Regions from separate parts of the Homo sapiens genome. Here region 2 is linked to region 1. The links are chromatin contacts, found by Hi-C or POLR2A ChIA-PET in ENCODE. All regions are on one chromosome and are shown on one strand. The core of a region is the stretch at or near the end of the contact, and the rest is flanking DNA. Distances in the headings are between cores, read along the strand shown. Region 1 holds the start of SOWAHD (sosondowah ankyrin repeat domain family member D). Region 2 holds the start of NKAP (NFKB activating protein).

Region 1 (3,849 bases), core at 254-2,753:
GACTCTACCCGCACCCCAAGACCCATTAATGGCCGAGCGAGGCCGGCAGAGTTAGGCGTTTTCTCTGCATTGGTGGTTTACAATCTTAACTCATTCTTCTAGCGAATGTTTCCTAATAAACCCAGCGCGTCGGCCTGCCCAGAAATGGCCCCTGGAAGCTTAACTTGCCCTCTCCCAAGCAGGACCACGCTCCCTGCTCCCAACTCCTTAGTCCTGTAGCTTTGGAACTCGGAGCCAGGCCAGCTTGGTCCTTCACTCTCTCTTGGTGAGGTGGTGCCCGAGTCCCCGGGTCCTCCAGGCCGGTGGTTACAGGAGACCTGAGACAAGTACCTGAGTCGGACCCCGACGTGTTCTGTTCCTTGCAGGCCCAAGCAGCGTCCAAGGCGCCTCTCCTTCGGTGGAACCCGGGACAACCCAGGACCTAGCCATCGCCACAGTGTCACAGCCCCTCCTAGCTCTCCAGTCTCTGTCCCTGTCAACGGTCCTGGAATGAGGGGAACAGATGGCGGAAAAGGCTATGCATTTGCGCCACCCGGCTGCCCGCGGTGTCCTTCGCCTTGGTCCGCGACGCTGCCACTCTCCTGCTTGTCTCCACAGCCGTCGCGCCCACTGCGCTCGCGGCCCTCCACGCAGTGGTGCCACTGCTGTTGTTGTTCAGGTTGGTGCACCCGCTGCCGCTCTCCATCTCCCATTCCTCGGCTCCCGACAGCTCCCGCAACCTCCAAGGCGCGTCGGGCCGCAGGTAGTGGCAGGCCCGGTGGCCGCTGTGGTCGCGGCGCGTAGCGTCAGCACCCAGGGCGCCCACCAGCACCTTGATGACCATGTCGTGGCCCTGAAGGGCCGCCAGGTGGAGGGGCGTGAGGCCGCCGCTGCCTGGGGCGCTCACGTCGAGCCTCAGCCCCCGGCGTAGGGCGAAATCGTGTACCAGAATGAGCTCCTCGTGGCGCCCGTGCTTGGCCAGCCAGTGCAGAACCGAGTAGCCGGTGATCGGGTCGCCCCGCAGCAGCAGCTCCGGCTCAGCCTCCAGCAGCTCCCGCAGCACCTCATAGCGGCCCTCGGCGGCTGCCAGAATCCACGCGTGCTCCCGCGGTTCCAGGCACAGCCTGCTGCTGCCCGGCCCACTCGGCCCGCCCAGCTCCTCGGCGCGCTCCTCCGACAGCCACCCCGCAGGAGCCGCCCGCTGCAGCCCCAGCAGTTCCCGCAGCGCTCCCCGCCGGCGCCCTGAGCCCGCTGCAGAGTGCATCAGCGTGCCTGGGAAGGGGTGCTCCCGGGAGGCGGCGGCTGCGGCTTTGCCCCAGTACCTGCCCAGGCTACCAGTGTCCGCTCTCGAGGGGCGGGGCTGCGGGGCGCACCGCAGGCTCTGCGAGGTCGGCGCGAGAGAGGCCGTGGGTGCCCGGTTCGCGGCCCCTCCGAGCTGGGCCATGGTCTTGAAGCTGCCGCCGCGGCCGTCCCAGTGTCCAGCGTTAGCTGCCCTTCCCGGGCCCCAACGGGAGAGGAACTGGCGCTGGCGTTGGGGAAGGAAGCTGCTTGAGCAATTGGGTTCGGAGGGAGGGAGCAAAGGAGAGGAGGAGGAGGAGGAGGAGGAGGAGGGAGGGAGCTAGGGGAGGGCCCCCGCGCAGGCCTTGGGGGGCGTGGAGGGGTGTGAGCTCCAGCCAAGTCCCCAGGGCAAGCCCAGCTCCACTTCCCTGGGTACCGCCGCCTCTGCAGCTCCCCCGGGTCGCGGGCGGTCCCACCCCAAACGGCCAGGTGAGCTCGGCAGCCCCGCCTCCAGCACCGAAGGGCGGGCGCGGGGACTGGCTGGGAGCTCGCCTGCGGCCCTGGAAGCCGCGGTTCTCAGCATCCCAGCCGGGGCTAGAGTGTAGAGGCGCGAGGGCGCCCCTTCCGCAGCGGGCCGAGCTCGGCTTCCAGCCACGGTCTCCCAAAGCGCGGTCCTGGAGCTCCGAGGCTCTGGCTCCCCGCCCCCTTCCTTCGCCCTTCCCTCTTATCTCTTCAGGAGTCTCCCTGCACTTTGTCCCGGAGTTGCCATTGTCCCGCGCCTAGCATTCACGCAGGCAGCTCGACTGCCCCATGTGACTGGCTCGTCTGCCTGCCTTGCCCTTTGTGTGGCCTTGACCCTCGCCGCAGCACCCGGGGCTGCCCAGGATTCCAGCAGAGAAGCCCAAGACCAGGGTCCAGGCTGACGCTCTTCCAGGGAACTCAGGAGGGATATTCCCCTTCTGCACCGCCCTCTCTGTCCTGCTCTCCACCCTCTTCCCTCCCGTCAATTTTCCCAGGTTGGCTTGGAGAAGCAGCTACAGGTGAATCTGAGCCGGCGCCGCAGGAGCGCCCTGTTCTCTTTAGAGATGCATCCCTGCTCTCTCCCCAGGGCCCCGCTTTCTACAAATTCAAAGCTTAGGGGCTTTTTAAAAAAGGATATTTTTTCTTTTTCACTCCTAATACCAGCGTACTCTTTGCTCTTCCCTTCCCTTAGTAAATAGTGGTTCTTGCCTCCACACCCCCAGCATCTTAAGGAGCTCAGTCAGTGAGCAACGGGGAGCCATAGAAGATTGTTGAGCCGGGGAGAGACACAGCCATGATGGAGGTTGTGTTAAAAAGGTGATTTGGGAGGTGCAGAGGCAGGAAGTCGGAAGACTGTTCCAGCAGTCTAGGCCAAGGGGGATGGAGGCTCAGGCCAAATCAGCCCACTCCCTCGGGGCCACCTGTGGCAGCAGTGATAGAAGGTATCGGAAGCTTTTCTTCCTTGGCCCTCACGTATTTGGAACAAGTCCTAAATATCTAGAGCTTTCCTTCAGAACAGTTTATGCATTTGTAATTTGGTTTTGAACATTTACTATGTGCCAGGCACTGTGCTTGTTGCGTTATATATGTTAACTCTTTTAATCCTCCCAGTGACCTCAAGTGCTGGGAATCATTACTGTCCCCAGTTTGCAGAGAGGTTAGGCTACTTGCTCAAGGTCACCCAGCAGGAAGTGGCAGAGCAGGTCTGTGCGACACCATAGCCTTTGTTCTGGTACACAGGAACTGGCATTCAAGCCTGGCTTATCAACTGCAAATCACATACAAGCCCCAAATTCCAGCCAAAAGGATAGACTTGTAACGTGAGCGTATCTATAACTTACACTCCTCTGCCTGGAAGAGCTTCTATGTAGTGAAGTTCTTTTCTTTCAAGGTTGCGCTTAGTTTCCACCTCTAGCAAGCCTCCTCTGATTATCCCAGCCCAAAGTGATCCCTCTCTTTCCCCAGCCCTGTGTTTCTGCTACTTCTTTGGCCCCAAGACTGCCTTGTGTTACATCTCTCTCCCCTTGCTCTCATATGCCAATTAAACTATAAACTCTTGGACAGCTATGTCATACTATCCTTGTGCACCTAGTAGTTATCCAAGAAATATTTGTTACCTTGTTCTGGTTTGGCAGGCTGGGAAAATGTGATTGTGTGTGTGTATGTTGGGGGCGGGGGACATGTATCCACAATCAGCACCTCAATGCCTGCTCCCACATCCCTGCTCCAGACTCCAATCTGCAGGACATCAAAAGCAACTCATAGATTTGGTCAATTCATTTTTCTTTAAAAGAGATTCAGTGGTTTATTCACTGAGTTGACTGGCCAAAGCCACCTCCTGGCCTTCGCTGACTTCTCAGAGACCAGGCCTAGGCCCAGAATGGGCCCCAAGCTTTCAGGCTTTCATTTTCAAAATGAATCCTGACTGACAAGCAGCTACTTCCGTTGCTCTGGAGACTCCTCTCCGCAACCCCAGATCTGTAAACACCAAACCGCACACAGGCACACACACTTCCAGAATATGCAAACAGCTGCAGCAATATTTTTTTTTAAGTCAAAATGCCAGCATGG
Region 2 (3,705 bases), core at 972-3,471, 190 kb before region 1:
CTGGGCATGGTGGCACGCCCCTGTAATCCCAGCTACTCAGGAGGCTGAGGCAGGAAAATAGCTTGAACCCTAGAGGCAGAGATTGCAGTGAGCCAAGATCACGCCACTGCACTCCAGCCTGCTTACAGAGCGAGACTCCATGTAAAAAAAAAAAAAAAAAAAAAAAAAGAATAGGAATACTGATCCTTAACTCTATATTGCTGGGCTGGCATACAATGAGACTAGTTTAAGGAGCTGGACAAAGAGGGGATTACAAATTCCTTTTGCTGGATAGATAATAGAGGCTGGGTAGGGTATGTGGGAGGAAGCAGAAGGATGAAGAGAAATAGGTTAAAGGGTACAAACATACAGTAAGATAGAAGAAATAAATTCAATGGTTTTTGTTGTTGTTTTAAGACAGTGTCTCACTCTGTCGCCCATGGAGTGCAGTGGATCAATCACGGCTCACTGCAACTTCGATTTCCGGGCTCAAGTAAGTGTTCCTCCCACCTCAGTCTCCTGAGTAGCTGGCATGCACCACCACACTCGCCAAATTTTTAAATTTTTTGTAGAGACAGGGTCTCCCTATGTTTCCCAGGCTGGTCTCCAACTCCTGGGCTCAAGTGATTGGCCCGCCTCGGCCTCCCAAATTTCTGGAGTTACAGGTGTAAGTCACCATGCCCAGCCCCAAATTCAATGTTTGATATTGACAGCATGGTAGAGTGAGAGTACACTATTTTTTTTTGGAAACACAGTCTCACTCTGTTGCCCAGGCTGGAGTGCAGTGGTGCAATCTCACTCTCGGCTCACTGCAACCTCAGCCTCCCGGGTTCAAGCGATTCTCGTGCCTCAGCCACCCTAGTAGCTGAGATTACAGGCACGTGCCACCAGGCCCAGCTAATTTTTGTATTTTTAGTGGAGACAGGGTTTCGCCATGTTGGCCAGGCTGGTCTCAAACTCCTGACCTCAAGTGATCCACCCGCCTCTGCCTCCCAAAGTGCTGGGATTACAGACGTGAGCCACCATACCAGGCCGAGAGTACACTTAACAAAAATGTATTGTGCTCAGATAATGGACACCTTAAATACCCTGACGTCATCACTACACATTATATACATGTAACAAAATTTCACATGTATCCCATAGATTTGTACAAATTTAAAAAATAATAAAAAATTAGCTGTGCATGATGGCACATGTCTGTAATCCCAGCTACTCAGGAGGCTGAGGCAGGAGAATCACTTGAACCTGGGAGGCGGAGGTTGCAGTGAGCCAGGATAGCCACTGCACTCCAGCCTGGATGACAGAGGGAGCCCTTGTCTCAAAAATAAAAAAATAAAAAATAAAATGACACTTTTTGGGGAAAAAAATACAAGCCAGACGCAGTGGCTCACACCTATAATCCTAGCACTTTGGGAGGCCGAGGCTGGCGGATCGCTTGAGCCCAGGAGTTCAAGACCACCTGGGCAACAAGGTGAAACCCTGTTTCCCCCGACCCCCCTCAAAAAAAAAACTACCCAGGCTTGGTGTCGCATGCGCCTGTAATCCCAGCTATTCAGGAGGCTGAGGTGGGAGGATAGCTTGAGCCCGGGGAGGCGGAGGTTTGCAGGGAGCTGAGATCTTGCCACTGTACTCCATCCTGGGCGACAGAGTGAGCAGAGTGAGTTCCAGTCTCAAAAAAAAAAAACCTCCTTTTGCTGGGGCATATTGGTGGAGACGGTGGCTAGGGGATAAGTATGCAGTTTTTCTCTAGGCGGGAAACTTAATTGAAGTTTATCAGGCGCGAGTCATTAACAAAATTTGCGCCCTCTAAGCTAACACGGCAATATGGGGCTTAGACACCATAGCTAATCCCCAGTCGCGAAAAACCCTCCCGATTTGCTTGGGATTGGAAAGAAAAAGAAAATACACATTCATACTTTCATACATGACATACACACACACACACACATTTATATATAAATACACACAGAAAGCACAGGAAACACAAGCAGAATTAACTGTCTTGTTCATACGGCCACTCAGTGAAATGTATACTGTATATTGTGTTTGAAATATATACTTCCCTTCAAGTGTTTCAAGTTCAAGGCTGAGAAAGAACTTGGTCTCTTGCTTAGACTTGAGGAGCCTCACTCGGAACTGGAAGGATGCACGCAATCTAGTTGCCCCACCGGCTTATTTATATTGATGCACACATCGCTTCCTGTCGGTGACGACCGCCTAGATCCGGGGAAGGGTTTTGCAGAAGTACCCAGAACTGTGTCCAAGGTTTCCTCAGATTTGGGCTGTTCCGCAGCGGCAGGTCCCGGGAACCAAGGCAACAGACATCTTCCTAGGCTCGCGAGAGCGCCCCCTTGTCCCACGGCTGCTGGGGCCCCCCAGTAGCCATGGCTCCGGTGTCCGGCTCACGCAGCCCGGATAGGGAGGCCTCGGGCTCGGGGGGAAGACGTCGCAGTTCGTCGAAGAGTCCGAAGCCCAGCAAATCTGCCCGCTCCCCGCGGGGCCGCCGCTCTCGCTCGCACTCTTGCTCTCGGTCCGGGGACCGGAATGGACTCACCCATCAGCTGGGTGGCCTCAGCCAAGGCTCCCGAAACCAGTCCTACCGCTCACGCTCGCGGTCGCGTTCTAGAGAGCGGCCCTCTGCGCCCCGGGGCATCCCCTTCGCTTCTGCCTCCTCGTCAGTCTATTACGGCAGCTACTCGCGCCCCTACGGGAGCGACAAGCCTTGGCCTAGCCTCCTCGACAAGGAGAGGGAGGAGAGCCTGCGGCAGAAGTGAGTGAGACGGCCGCACTTTCTCTTGTACGAGCCTACGTGCCTTTGGAGTCCGATCTATCATTCATTCCGCTTCTGACTATTCGCATTTCGCTCACTCTGCTTGCCTTGCGCCCATTTTCATCCCTTTCTTTAATCCACCCACGACAACCCTTTATTCGTCCTTTTCATTTTCCCTTACCCTCAGGCCCCTTCATATAGTGCCCTGGTCTCCCGCTACCCCCTTCCGCCTCCTGTCTTGTTAGCGAATATTGCCGAGAGTTCAGACCTACCAGAACTGTAGCATTTACCTGGTTGTGTCATTATCATTCGTGAATATATTTGTATTCCCCACTAGACTGAGCTCATGGAAAGGAGGAGCCAGTGAACGGAGGAGAATTCTGATCACAGAATTCTAAGTGCCTGGTACTTTATAGGCGCTCAACCATTGCTTGTTGAATGAAGGAACTTACAGGTCTGAGATAACAGGATATTTATGTAGAAACGTTTTGTGGGGAATTAGGAAGGAATGAAATCAAGGGTTTAAGTTGGAGAGGAAATAAACCTTCCCCTCAGACAAGACGATTAGATGCATGTAGGAAAAGTGATCTGATAAGCTATAGATGACCCCACTTTGAGGAAGGTCTTGTTAAGTGGTCTCAGTCTTGACCTCGAAAAATGACGCCAGGATGAGACTAGATCTCTAATCAAAGTGAGTATTGGAGTGGAAAAATGCATAGCTTGGGGATTGTTTTGTTTTGTTTTTGAGACAGGGTCTAGCTCTGTCGCCCAGGTTGGAGTGCAGTGGTGCAATCTTGGCTCACTGCAGCCTCCACCTTCTTGGGCTCAAGTGATCCTCCCACCTCAGCCTCCCTCATAGCTGGGACTATAGGTGCGCACCACCACACCCGGCTTATTTTCGTATTTTTTGGTAGAGACAGGGTTTCACCATGTTGCCCAGGCTGGTATCGAAT

Evidence for each region. A loop is a pair of places that touch in the nucleus more often than their neighbours do. ChIA-PET counts read pairs that join two places held with the same protein, here RNA polymerase II (POLR2A). Pooled maps may share reads with other maps.
Region 2: a loop to region 1 is called in a pooled map, with 9 times the contacts of the local background. The contact joins the promoter of NKAP here to the promoter of SOWAHD in region 1. A Hi-C loop is called at or near these places in 1 of 37 single-sample maps with no recorded cell type and 8 of 50 pooled maps. POLR2A ChIA-PET finds 5 or more read pairs at or near these places in 4 of 52 experiments (BJ, OCI-LY7, WTC11 and 1 more).

Annotation. Positions count from the first base shown.
Region 1 is chrX:119,756,242-119,760,090 of GRCh38, reverse strand. It overlaps SOWAHD (sosondowah ankyrin repeat domain family member D), which reads right to left and starts at 1,503. Exons shown (of 1, transcript NM_001105576.3): 1 at 1-1,503. The coding sequence starts at 1,423. The coding sequence ends at 476. RefSeq lists silencers at 1,194-1,493, 1,604-1,753 and an enhancer at 3,710-3,849.
Region 2 is chrX:119,942,267-119,945,971 of GRCh38, reverse strand. It overlaps NKAP (NFKB activating protein), which reads left to right and starts at 2,221. Exons shown (of 9, transcript NM_024528.4): 1 at 2,221-2,752. The coding sequence starts at 2,367. RefSeq lists an enhancer at 1,984-2,484.